2 separate regions of the Homo sapiens genome follow, and region 2 is linked to region 1. Evidence: read pairs that join two places in POLR2A ChIA-PET (ENCODE). Cell type or tissue: IMR-90. All regions are shown on one strand. Links, peaks and the distances in the headings refer to the core of each region. The heading gives the core; the rest is flanking DNA.

Region 1 (7,956 bases), core at 1,330-6,329:
AGTGAATGGAAACTCCACGCTTAGACGAAAATGCTGGGTAGTCCTTGACTCCTCTGGCTCATTTCACATCCAATCTACAAACAGATCTTGATTGCTCTATCTTACAAATATATCCAGAACCTGTCCACTTTTTACCACCTCCGGTGACATCAGCGAAATCCAAGTTTACCTGGGCCACTGGCCCCAGGAGGTCTCCTGATTTCCACACTTGCCTCCATACCACCTGCTCTCTCTCTCTCTCTCTTTTTTTTTTCCAGACGAGAGTCTCGCTCTGTCGCCCAGGCTGGAGTGCAGTGGCGTGATCTTGGATCACTCCGCCTCCTGGGCTCAAGCAATTCTCCCACCTCAGCCTCCCAAATAGCTGGGATTACAGGTGCCACCACTGCGCCCAGCTACATACAGACGCCCTCAACACCTAAGTCAGGTTGTGTTACTCCTCGGCTCAGAAAGAGCCTCCAATGGTTCCCTTCTCACTGACAGTGATTACAAGACTCCTCATGGTCTGGCCCCGTTACATCTTTGATCTCTTCTGCCGTTCTCTCCCTCACTCACTGCTCATGTCCTACTGGTTCCCTTGCTGCTCCTTGAAGAAGCTCAGGACTCAGTGAGATCTTCTCTGGCTACTCTTTTTAATTTTTGCAATAACACCTAGTATTCTCTAGCCCTGTTTTCTGCAGAAGTATATAGTTAAATTATTTATTTTGTTTATGTCTGTCTTCCCCAACTAGAATATAAATTTCACAAGGGCAAGGATTTTGTCTGTTTTGTTCACATAGCAATACTGGGCACACAGTGGGCATTCAATGTTATCACTGCTTCCTCTGTGCTAGGCATTGTGCTAGCCATAGAGAGCTGAGGGTGGCAAGATGAGAAAGGGAAGGGGGTCATATGAGCAGATGACAGTATTTTACAGAGAAGCTGACGTTTGAGCCAAGTGCGAATTTGTTAGGAGGAAAGACAATGCACTCCACTTAGAGGAAGCCATGCCTCTAAAAGCATGAAAGTATAAAAACAACTCCAATTCAGAACGCACTGTTCATTCATTCATTGATTTATAGCATCTGCTATGTTTTGGTCACTACCCTAGGCATTGGGGGAAAGGAATAAAGAAGAGCAACAAAAAGTCTCTGCCCTAAAGAAGCTTTTGAGCAGCACTTAAACAAGGAAGAAAATACATAATGCCATTTTGTGATAAGGTCTATGAAAGAAATAAGCAGTGTGACATTAACAGCCACAAGCACATGAAGTGTGAGAGTTACATTAAACAGGTGGTCAAAGAAGGTGTCTTTGTGGCAGTGATCTCTGACCTAAGACCTGAAGGAGAAGACACCAGCCACACAAAGATGCAGGGGGTGCGGTCTGGGTAAGAGGACAGTAAGTACAGAGTCCCCGAGGAATCCAGATGGAGGCCAATGAGACTCCAGTCCAGTGGGTGGTGAGTGGGTAAGACAACGTTACACAGGTACACTGGGCCAGATCCTGGAGAATTGTACAGATCATGAGTAGTAGACCGTGTTATGCTATCCGGTCCAACTCCAGCGCACCACTTTTTGGAAAGGAGCACTCCTTTTCCCAGCTGCCAAGAGTGTGGGCAATGCCAGTTTGAAGCTGAAGTCCCACTGGGAATTGCCCTTGGCTGAAGAGAGCCTGGTGGTGGTCCAAGGTCACACTTGTTTTCCATAGGGCAGCCCAGGAATGACTGGCAATGCTAACATACAAAGGCTGGGCTCCTTTTGATTCAATTAAGGATGACGCTGCATAGTCATGCAGGTTCCAAAGCTCTGTGGGACTGGTGGCAGCTTTTGCTGCAACTGTTTCCTTCTCTGTCCAATCCTGCCTCCTTCATGTCCTCCACAGGAGTTGACCCTGAGAGTACTCACCGATTAACCTCCTATATACTGACCTTCATCTCAGGATCTGCTTCTTGGAAAAACTGAACTGCAACGCCATGGTTTATGTTTTACGTACAAACTGAGTCCGCATAAAGCTTTATACAGAAGGGTGACATCTGATTTGCAATTTAGGAGGAGGACTCTGGTTCCTGATTGAAGAATGGATTATAATTGGGCAAGGGTGGAGGCCCTCCTATAACTTTCAAAAGCTGTGATGGGTTCAAGGGGAGATATGTTTATTCCACTTTGAGCTGTTTCTCAGGATATTACGTGCTGTGATGGATATGCTGGCTGGAAGAACATGCAAATCCAGCCCTAACACTGCAGAAAAGATTGTTCCAAAGCAGAAGACTATGCTTTTACTGATCGGTCCGGGCAGGACTATGGATGTCTTAGATGAACTGCTCTCCAAGACTAGATAAGTGGATGTTGGAGAATGTTCTAATATTGGGCCACTGTTTTTTGCTTTTTGGGTTTCTTTTTTTTTTTTTTTGAGATGGAGTTTCACTGTTTAGCCCAAGCTGGAGCGCAATGATGTGATCTTGGCTCACTGCCACCTCCATCTCCTAGGTTCAAGCAATTCTCCTGCCTCAGCCTCACAAGTAGCTGGGATTACAAACATATGCCACCATGCCCAGCTAATTTTGTATTTTTTTAGTAGAGACAGGGTTTCTGACCATGTTGGCCAGGCTGGTCTTGAACTCCTGACCTCAGGTGATCTATCCACCTTAGGCCTCCCAAAATGCTGGGATGACAGGCGTAAGCCGTTCGCCCAGACTGTTTTAGTGTTATTGTTGTATTGGGTCTGGGGGAAACCATAAAAGTGGTTGATAAGGGTGGACATTCACACTACTAATCATATGTGAAAGGAAGCGATTTCTGGATAAGGAAATGGGGCCCTCCATAGCAGGTCTAAGACCAAGGAAGTGAGTTGGGCTTCCTCAAGGCAATTCACAATCCAGAGGGTTGCAGCCAGCCTGAGGTCAAACTAACCCAATTTTCCTCCTATCCTCTGAAGCCGTAGGGAAAGAAGGCCCTGACCCATGCAGTCAAGAGAGGTCAACATCCTAAGCAGAGAACAAAGGTGGAAAAGGGTGGAGGGTGAATGTGGAGAGGCCAGTGATGGATATGTGGCATGCAGATGAAAGTTCGTCTGTGTTGAAATTCTTGTTTCTCATAGATGACGGGTTGATGGGTGCAGCAAACCACCATGGCACGTGTATACCTATGGAACAAACCTGCATATTCTGCATGTGTACCCCAGAACTTAAAGTATAATAAAAATATTTTTAAAAAAGAAATTCATGTTTCTCGAACTTTAACATGCATACAAATTACCTGAATGTTTTGTTAAAATGCACACTGTTTAGGAAGACTGGAATGGGACCTGAGATTTCGAATTGCTCTCCAACTCCCAGGTGATGCTGAGGCTGCTGTGCATGAACTACATTTGGAGCTGCAAGGTTACTATTCCCCCCTGTTATCTCAGGACCTTAAATGAAGTGTTGTCAAAAGTTACAGCCTGGTTTCAGCTGTGTCAAGGAAATATCTCTTATACACCAGACACGCAAGGAACAGGGAGGGAGTGCATCCCACTTTTCCCTTCCCTCCTCAACCAAGAGTGGCATGGAAATAGCAGCATTCGCCATAGGCAGGTCAGCAGTTCTAGAGGAGTAAATGGCAACTGGCAGTTGGCCTAAGTGGCCAGTGGACGGAGTGGAGATTGATGGCCTGAGCCCATGGAAGCAGAGATTAACTGACTCAGGAAAGCACATGAAATACCACCACCTTTGAGGATTCCTGGGGAAGGGGACTGTGGCCCAGCTAATTTGATAAATGGAGTCTTGAAGTTGCTGTAAATAATAGGAAAATGACTTTCCTTATTTATGTTTGCAGGCTAGGGAAAACTGGACTTACAGGGAATGAATCAAGTTGGATAGTTGAAGCTCAAAAACCACTGCAGAATACCTTTGTGCTTAGCTTTGTGGCTGCTTCATTGTGAACAGCTGCCTTTCACAGTTGTTTGTATTTAGTCTATGATATTGAGAACAGACAATCCTAAATGGGAGAGGACTGTCTAGTAGAATCCTATGGATCCATGAATGAAAAAGGTGCAAAAATACGTTTTTGACTGCATGCAGGGCACCTCAGCTTTTGCTACATGGTATTCTTACAAAAGTAATTGAAAGCAGAGGAATGGTAAGGAATGAATCATCTTTTCATCTCCTGCTATGGAGTAACCAGTACTTACATTCTTTTTCCAACCGCTGGTGTTCCTGAATTGGTAAGGTAAAATGTTAACAAGTTGACTTTGAGACGGATGAATCAGCAGGGAAACTGTTGAATGAGTGAATCAATGAAGTGAAAAGTGAAATAGGGGTTTGTCAGCACCATCCAGGCAGCAGATGGATGGAATTTAAGAGGGGATGGCAGTGAGGACTGCCTGCACATTTTTCTTCTTCTCAGTATTAATAATTGAGAGTAGCTTAATCATCAAGTTCCCTCTCCAAGAGCTACATAAAGTGGGGAGTCCTTTTTAACTTTCTCATCTGTAGAAACAATGATTTTAATCAAAGTATTCAGAGTTAAATTCTGTAAGCCCTAAGCCCTGGACAGTGATGAAGGCCGTGGTCTATCAGGGAAGGTAGGAGTTGGCTGGATTAAGGGTAGGGAATTCTACATGAAAGGTACAAATGTGACTACAAATGTTACTACTAATCGCAAATGCTTACACAGCATTTGTTATGTGCCAAGCACTCTTCTAAGGGCTGTACATGAGAAAACCCAGAGTCAAAGCCACATCCTGCCAGGAGCTTTGAAGGTCCCCAAATGCAAAGGCGGCAGGGGTGAAGAATGGGAAAACTTGATTTACAGTATTTTTATTTTCTTTTCTGCATATTCTGGCAACCTACCCCACTAATCACATAGCGGTTAAATTGAAAACAAATGAGTTTATGTAGTCCAAATTCAGTAAAGGTAGATTACAAAAGGAAGAAGGGAAAAGTTTTTATTTCTTTTGTGGAGCTTGGTGACAAATTCTTTTGAGGCTTACACTACCTTCATGACAAGGTCTGATATGATCCTCTCTATTCTACAATTGCCTCCACTCCCTCTCCCTTCCCCTCTACCAGTTTCTTCAAGGACAGCTGAAATCTAGGAATGAACATGTTGATACACCTAATCCTGGGCCCTCATGGAAATATTCATTAAGAATAACCTTACCCTTTGCCAACTGCTAGATAAACCAGTTTCATCAGATGATGCACACTGGAGCCAGATAACTTCTAAAGACCCTTGCAAATCTGTTTCAGAATGCGTGACCTATCCAATCCTTCCTCTCATGGAAACACCAACTCATCCATGCCCTCTGTGCTGAAACTTCGTCTCAGCCTGCTGGAATCACCTGCACCCCATGGGAACTGTAGCCATATCTTCAGTCCTGTGAGCCCCCGTCATGGCCTGTCACAGGAGTAAATGAGGAGTAAGGTGAGAGAGGGCACTAAAGAGAGGATAACTAATCAATCAATCATCAATTTCGACCAAGCCTCTCCAGTTGTGCTTGGCTCCTCTGAGGTTAGGAGACATGAGGAAGGTGAATTTTCAGTTTCCATTTTGATTATTTTAGAAAATACTGAGCAAAACGGCAAGCACATCCTGGTGACCTTTGGGAGCTCTTTCTACATGGAGGGGCACAGGGGCAGCAGTGTTTGAGGACTGTTAGGTGGAACCTACAATTCTGCCTTCGTCCGCCTACATCTGATCTATATATTTAGTAACGATTCTGAGTCAGGAAGTTAGGAAAGTTTTCATGCACTTCATTTGTATCTGTATTTGGCTAAGTTTGTGAGTTGCTATGAGGAAATAAACAAACAAAAGCAGCTCTCCCTCTCCTCCGCCCCCACGCGCCACTCCATGCAGGACAAGGGCTCCAGGCTGATGACGGTGGCTCCGTTTCCCTGACTTACTTCATCCTCTCCTACAGCTCTTTCTGCTTGGAAGCTCAGGGGCTGAGCAGAGGCCCCAGGGCTGTGTCACTATGGAGAAGAAGGCTGCGAGATCGCAGTGTGAGCACTGACTCCCTGTCCCCACACCCCGGCTGCCTTGTTCTTCACCCCTGCCTGCAGCCTTAGCCCTGCTCCAGACTGTGGGACCAGACCTGTCCCTTGTTGGGAAACTGAGGAGTCCAGCAGCATTGGTTACACACTGATGAGCTGCCCTGCTCTGACCTCGTGCTCCAGTTCTGGTAACTGGGCTTCTGCTTTGACCTATGATCCCACTGGGTAGTGTTTTGTCACCCTGACTTGTGTCCCTGCCCTGAGTTTCAGTTTGTCTAAGCCTGAGGTCATTCCTCTGAACTTTAGCTCCTTAGCTAAACTCTGCTCACACCTGTCCCCTATTTTGACCATCCACTGGGCAGCCTGTTTAATGCTTTGTGTTCTGTTTTCTCCTTGGTGCTCAGCTGCTGGTACATCATGGCTCCACTTCCCTGAGGCTAACTCTCCTCAGATTTTGACCCCTGGGATCTACCCTGATTATTTGGTAACTGTACCTCTATTTTACTTAGGATTCTCCACTTAGGGATTTACTTAGGGTTACCACTGAATGGTAGAGCTTCAAGCCTGCTATTCCTATACGCCACTACTTACCTTGCCTTTGGAGATTTCTTTAAAAAAAAAAAATTGACTGCCGCTGCTATGTATTAATTGAGATTCATTTGATTAAAGGGGGAGAAACAGACTTTGTCCAGTTTAAGTAAAAAGAAAAATGTATTGAGAAGATCTGAGTTTAAAAACCAAACCTCAGCAGGGTAAGAAGTAGGGAGGCTCCAGAGACCTTAACTGTGGGAATATCTGGACTTTCCCTTTAGGATGCTCTGTGGCTCAGCTCCAGGACCCTCAGGTGCCGGTCCTCTGAACACAAATCTCCACATTTCCAGGAAAGACAATATGATTAGCCCGGCTTCATTTAGGCATTCAGCCCTGAAGAAAGTAGCCCTGGCTCATGTCACCAAGTAAAGACACGACCTCTGGAACTCACCTCACTGAATCGGGGCAAGTCCCTGGGAAGGGGCCAGGGATGTGAACTGAGAAGTTCACTCCAAGAGTCACACCAGGCATGATCATGCTGGCCTCAGATGACACGCCTCTCCTAGCATGCACCCCCAGCATGACCTTAGTTCCTCCAGCACAGCTGAAGCATTTTTAAAGGCTCTCACAGAAGGCTAGATTTTTAACAAAAACATCGAATAAAAGAGGAACATAAAATGAGAAATACACTTTGTAAAGTAAGATGCGTTAGTCTTCAGCTTGAGATATCTTACCGGATGCCTTCTTGTCTTCTTCAGGGCTGGGTTTGTGTGTCCAAAGCCATCTTTAAGCTTTGCTCCCAAGCCAACTGAGCCAACTCAAAGTTCAGAGGGAGAGAGAAAGGCTAGGAATTCTGTCCTATCTGGCTAAGGCCTGCCTTCAGAGTGCCGTTTTCCCACCTCCTCCTCAGATAAGTGTGACACTGGGACTAGCCTCTCTTTTCAGGAGTAAACCTCTTCCCTTTCTACAGGAGTATGGTCTGGCCTGATGTTTAAAAAAAAAAATACTCTATCAGGGCCGCTTGGGCGCAGCTCACATCTATAATCACAGCACTCTGGGAGGATGAGGCGGGAAGATTGCTTGAGCCCAGGAGTTTGAGACCAGTCTGGGCAACATATGGAGCTCCTGTCTCTATAAAAATAAAAAAAAAATTAGCTAGGTGTAGTGGCATGTGCCTGTAGTCCTGGCTACTTGGGAGGCTAAGGTGGGAGGATTGTGTGAGCCCAGGAGATCAAGGCTGCAGTGAGCTATGATTGCACCATTCCATTCCGGCCTGGATGACAGAGTGAGACTCTGTCTCTGAAAAATAAAAATAAAAACTAAAGCTCCATGCAGCCAATGAAAACATATATATATGTATATATACAGAGAGAGAGAGAAAGAGAGAGAGAGAATCTATCAGAGCACTACCTAGTAAGCCCAACCTAGTAGTCCCGCTATTTATCCACAGGATAGTCACATCTAGTAGCAGGAGATTG
Region 2 (5,864 bases), core at 752-5,751, 320 kb after region 1:
GATTAGTGCTGTAAAGAAGCTGGCCTCTGGTGTCTTTACTGCTCCTTCTAAGATTGTCTTGGGGTCTTAATTGTTGCCTTTGGGTTTGAAGGCTCCTTTTTTGATATTGTAAACTAATAACAGCTAGAGAGTTTGTTGAAGTAAAACAGCCATTAACTACTGGTGTTGTAAATAAGTTTAAAATCAAATCCAAATAATTTGAACCTGTTTTATTTATCTAGCTGAACCCATTTAACTACCTTTAACATAGCCATCATCCAAATTCAAATTCTTTGCTAACAAAAATAGGTCTCTCATGAAAAGTGGTAACCATTTTGACCAAAGCTTTCCCAGAAACTTGCTGGTTTATTAGATATTTTGCATTTAAAATGTTACTGTGATCATCAGACTTCCAAGATCTTTGTGGCAATATTTTAGCTTAAGACAAATTAGATGTCTGATTCAAACCTTATCTGTTATTTAGAACTCTTTAAATAGCAAGTTGGGAAAAGTTTCTCAAAGAGAAGTCATTTATTCCAGAAAATTTTATAAGGACTTACTTTGTTCAAGGTATTATAGGGGTGCAGATATGAAATGAACATTAGCCCAGCCTTCAAAGAGTACTTAGGGGGTCAGGGAGATGAGAAAGTCTTATACATATTTATCATCTGCAAAACACAGTATTAAAGATTTCAACAGAAATACTGAAAGTAGTGCTATGGAGGTTCAGGGGATGATAATACTTTTCGCTGGGGATTTGGGAAAAAGCTCTAATCAGTAATTATACCTTCATGCAAACTTCTATTCTTGTGGTAGATGGATGTGGGTGTGTATTTGTTTGAACCTACATCAACTATTAATTTTTTTTCTCTAACCCAGGAGTTGCAACAATATCCAATTCACAAAGACATCAGATCCTCTATACTCACATCGTGGCACAGAGCAAATTTGGATTATAATTTAAATAATCTATTTACCAGATAAATGCACGCATAGACTAATGGTCATTTAGTTACAAATTATCATTTTATGTTGATCCCACTCTTCCAGTGGAGGGCTAACACTGAATAATTTGGGGCTATTTTGCTAGTGATTTTTAAATACTGTAGATGTTTGGGTATAGGGGAAGGGAAAATAATATTTTAGTCAAAGAAATTGTGCATCCTCTACATTTTTTACATAACAAATGAAGAAAGAGATACTACCACCTTCTTATAGCTTCTTTGTAGCCATTGGTGAAGACCCTTTGATACCTGCTTGCCTCCCCATTGTTATAAGCTTTTTTTTGTTTGCTTGTTTTTTTTGTTTTGTTTTGTTTTGTTTTGTTTTTGAGACAGTCTCACCCTGTCGCCCAGGCTGGAGTGCAATGGTGTGATCTCAGCTCATTGCAACCTCCACCTCCCGGGTTCAAGCGATTCTCTTGCCTCAGCTTCCCGAGTAGCTTGGATTACAGGCGCCCGCCACCACAGCCGGCTAATTTTTTTTGGTATTTTTAGTAGAGACGGGGGTTTCACCATGTTGCCCAGGCTGGTCTTGAACTCCTGACTGCAGGTGATCCACCCTCCTAAAGTACTAGGATTACAGGCGTGAGCCACCGCGCTTAGCCTGTTTTTAGTTTTCTAAAGCAAGGTCCCTATTGAAAGGCAGGCCATAAACAGTGATGACTAAGAAAAATCCTGGAAGAGCCTGAGAAGGAAAAAGATGAAATATAATGCCAGAGAATGAAGTTAGTCAAAGGAACAGTGTGAAAACAATAAATAAATAGATAAATGAAAATGTTATTTGACAGAGAGATGAAACTAGACTAAACCATTCAGCTGCCTTTCCACTGTAACAAATGTAATTTCATCTTTCAGAAGTGTAATACCTTGCAGCACCAGAGCTGAATATGAACATATTACCAAAAATAGATTACCAGGCATAGATAGCATTCCTTTTTTAAGTTTGAATTGACCACTTGCGACTCTCGACCTGATGTATGTATGTGCTTCCTTTGTGACACAGATAGATGCAACGATCAGGACACAAGGACATCCTATAGAATTGGAGACACCTGGAGCAAGAAGGATAATCGAGGAAACCTGCTCCAGTGCATCTGCACAGGCAACGGCCGAGGAGAGTGGAAGTGTGAGAGGCACACCTCTGTGCAGACCACATCGAGCGGTGAGGCACAGGACGAGCAGGGGCGGGAAATGGGGAAGCAGGTCAAGAAATATTTCCGCAAATCCATCTTTCCTTTGACATGCCATTTGAGGATAATTTGCAGTGTTTCAGCTAATAACCTAAGATAATTTACACATTATTGGTTGTTAAAACTTTTTTTAATGTCAAGTTTTAAATTTTTCAGAAAAAAAGAAAAATGACATACAAATAAACCTTAGGGGGAAAAAAGCCAGATTTATCTCCAAAAGATAAAACTGAGTTTTAAAGAATGCTAGCATCATAAAACTTACCATGGATAGATCACGCACACACGCACACACACACGTATTTTGAATATCCAAAGTTCATTTGAAAGGAAATGAGAGTTATAATTAATTATATGACTACCTGGTTCTTCTGCTAGGAAAGGACAAAAAAAGTGCATTTGGATTTTTTGTTTGTTTGTTTTTGAATGAAATATACTTCCCTGTCCCGACATTGAACTCTTTTTGTAGTGGAAACCATCCTTTATATGTGGTTTCTATGCTCTGGCAAACTTTGTTACATTCTATAAAGTAACACACAATTATTTCCTTCATGTATTGGCATTCGAAATTTTAGAAATTCAGAGAGGACTTAGAGATGGCCATGAAAGACATGATATCTAAGCATTCTTTTTAAAAAACAAGTTTTAATCATTTTTGGCATGAGAAAAAGATTTTTACGTCATAAATGTTTCATAAAAATCTGAAGAGAGAAATATGGCCAACAAGGACGTGCACTCCTCTCATTATTTTTAATATGTTTTGATTAACTTTTTACTATATGATGTGCCAACATCATTACGTAGTGTCTCAGCCATCCTTCAATTAAAAATATTAATTGTTCTAATTTTTCTTCTTTTGATGAGTTTTTGTCTTGCTTTGAGCACTTATGAAGGTGAACAAGATTAGATTTGATAATATCTTTGAGTTATTTTATTATCATTAATAAAATTGCTACTGGCCAAAAAAAATTATAAACATCGGCCACGCGCGGTGGCTCACGCCTGTAATCCCAGCACTTTGGGAGGCCGAGGCAGGCGGATCACGAGGTCAGGAGATCAAGACCATCCTGGCTAACACGGTGAAACCCCATCTCTACTAAAAATACAAAAAATTAACCAGGCGTTGTGGCGGGCGCCTGTAGTCCCAGCTACTCGGGAGGCTGAGGCAGGAGAATGGCATGAACCCGGGAGGTGGAGTTTGCAGTGACCCGAGATCGCACCACTGCACTCCAGCCTGGGTGATACAGCGAGACCCCATCTCAAAAAAATAAAATAAAATAAAAAATAAAAAAAATTATAAATGTCAGTCTACCAAAATAGATTAAAAGTGTAGGTGGGAATTAAATGGGGATAAACACTCAATAAATGTTAGCTATATATGAATATTGCCAATACTGAAAAGATTCCATTGTTCAAAAAAGTTTGAGAAGCAATGGGTTAAACAAAATGGAACCTGCTCTGCAGAATCTGTGTGTTCCTTTACATCATACTCTCCATGGTAGAGTGTAGGGGATGGGCGCCATGTCTCCCTAGTACGTTTGACCTTGGGATTCTTTGTCTGTGAACATCTTTGGGTTCTAGTGTTCAGCAGCACTTAGGGAGGCACTGAATTCAGTGTACCTTTGGTCTAGCCTCAGCCCTGATTCTGTTCTGCGGTGGGCCCTGGCCTTCAAGAGAACAGATATCTAAAAGTTGAAAGAAAAGATCGGCCGGGCGCGGTGGCTCACGCCTGTAATCCCAGCACTTTGGGAGGCCAAGGCGGGTGGATCACAAGGTCAGGAGATCGAGACCATCCTGGCTAACACGGTGAAACCCCGTCTCTACTAAAAATACAAAAAATTAGCCGGGCGTGGTGGCGGGTGCCTGTAGTCCCAGCTACTCGGGAGGCTGAGGCAGGAGAATGGCGTGAACCCGGGAGGCAGAGCTTGCAGTGAGCCGAGATTGCGCCACTGCACTCCAGCCTGGGTGACAGAGTGAGACTCCGTCTCAAAAAAAAAAAAAAAAAAAAAAAGAAAAAAGAAAAGATCAACACATCCTGTTGTGTTATTCTGAAAGGAAAGCTGTCTTAAGAGGATCAATTGGTTTTAGAAAAAACACAATAGAATCACAAATAATCCAGAGGAGAAATAAAATGTGGAAGGTGGAGGTGACCTCCAGAAAATCCAGGACAGCTGCTGAAGGCACCCTCTGATGAGCTCGGTTACTCAGAAGAGTGAGGATGTGTTGAAGGTATCTGCTGTATGGAGTGGCAGGATGATGTCTGTGATTGAGAAATATAATCCCGGCCAGGCGAGGTGGCTCATGCCTGTAATCCCAGCACTTTGGGAGGCCGAAGCGGGTGGATCCCCTGAGGTCAGGAGTTTGAGACAGGAGTTTGAGGTCAGGAGTTTGCCAACATGGCAAAACCCCGTCTCTACTAAAAAATACAAAAAAAATCAGCTGGGCATGGTGGTGCGTGCCTGTAATTGCAGCTACTTGGGAGGTTGAGGCAGGAGAATAGCTTGAACCCAGGAGGCAGAGGTTGCAGTGAGCCGAGACCGCGCCACTGCACTCCAGCCTGGGCAACAGAGTGAGACCCCATCTCAAAAACAACCCAAAAAACCAAAAAACAAACAAACAAAAAGAAATATAATCCCAGTAGCCCCAGCTGAGCTGGAGGATGGAGACCACTTGGTAGACACTTGTGGATTATTTCCTAGGCTAAATGCAAAAGCTACTGCTGAATAAGGGACATTTTTTTCCAGTCCCAGGCCAGTAGCGACATAGATTTCAGAGTGATCTCTGTGAGATCCTGAAGATCCTGACTGCAGAAAGTAGTGAATTGTCTTCTCTCACCCAGTTTTGTGACATTCCCTTTTCATGCCATTAGGATCTGGCCCCTTCACCGATGTTCGTGCAGCTGTTTACCAACCGCAGCCTCACCCCCAGCCTCCTCCCTATGGCCACTGTGTCACAGACAGTGGTGTGGTCTACTCTGTGGGGATGCAGTGGCTGAAGACACAAGGAAATAAGCAAATGCTTTGCACGTGCCTGGGCAACGGAGTCAGCTGCCAAGAGACAGGTATGCATTATCTTTTTGAAGAATAGGACTGATGACTTTATTATTTAGTTTTTGAAGGACAATACATTTTCAATGTGAAACAATAAAACAAACAAGAAGCCTGTAATCTTACCACCCTGTGATAACAATTAGGGTTGGCATTTGAAATAGTTTCTTCCAATCTTTTTAATTTATGTATTTTCTTTCTGGTCATGGATATCATGGGTAAAAATTTTATTGTATTTATCTGTCTAAAGTGTTGTTACAAGAGAGCTACTTTCTGAATAATCATCAATGTTTTATATTCTAAATCTCAAATTTCAGCAGCTTTGTGATGTAAACATCTTCCAATAACCTAATATATGTATTCTGCACTACAAACATGGTAGTCACTATGGCAATAACAATTGCTACACAATTCTCCCCCAGAATAGTCTCATATATTAATTTTATGGCATAGATATAGTCATAAATATTATCCCAACATCCTTAAGCAGCATCCTTAATTGACCTGTATAAATATAGCTTTACAAATAGAGAAACTGAGGCATGGCAGCAGAAGTGGTCATGAAGGACATCAGCAGAAGAACTCAGGTGTCGTTCTATCCACAGTAGACATGGATTCCTGAGTAATGCATTTTGACTGAAATTAACGAG

Evidence for each region. ChIA-PET counts read pairs that join two places held together with the same protein. Peaks named below come from ENCODE experiments on the same cell type or tissue, not always from the same donor. Only the 100,000 strongest peaks of a DNase experiment are listed, where the experiment ranks them.
Region 2: POLR2A ChIA-PET joins it to region 1 with 13 read pairs; 2 of 35 experiments call an interaction of 5 or more read pairs at or near these places.

The regions. Positions count from the first base shown.
Region 1 is chr2:215,747,665-215,755,620 of GRCh38, reverse strand. LINC00607 (long intergenic non-protein coding RNA 607) reads left to right here. Exons shown (of 10, transcript NR_037195.1): 2 at 5,204-5,378. Among named protein-coding and RNA genes, the nearest start is that of LINC01614, 34 kb to the right of the region's middle. In IMR-90, for the core only: no CTCF peak of the experiment used is centred there; DNase peaks (open chromatin) are centred at 4,200 and 5,790; H3K27ac peaks cover 292 bases.
Region 2 is chr2:215,424,458-215,430,321 of GRCh38, reverse strand. FN1 (fibronectin 1) reads left to right here. Exons shown (of 46, transcript NM_212482.4): 6 at 1,984-2,142; 7 at 5,037-5,228. Among named protein-coding and RNA genes, the nearest start is that of FN1-DT, 8.3 kb to the left of the region's middle. RefSeq lists an enhancer at 5,801-5,864. In IMR-90, for the core only: no CTCF peak of the experiment used is centred there; no DNase peak of the experiment used is centred there.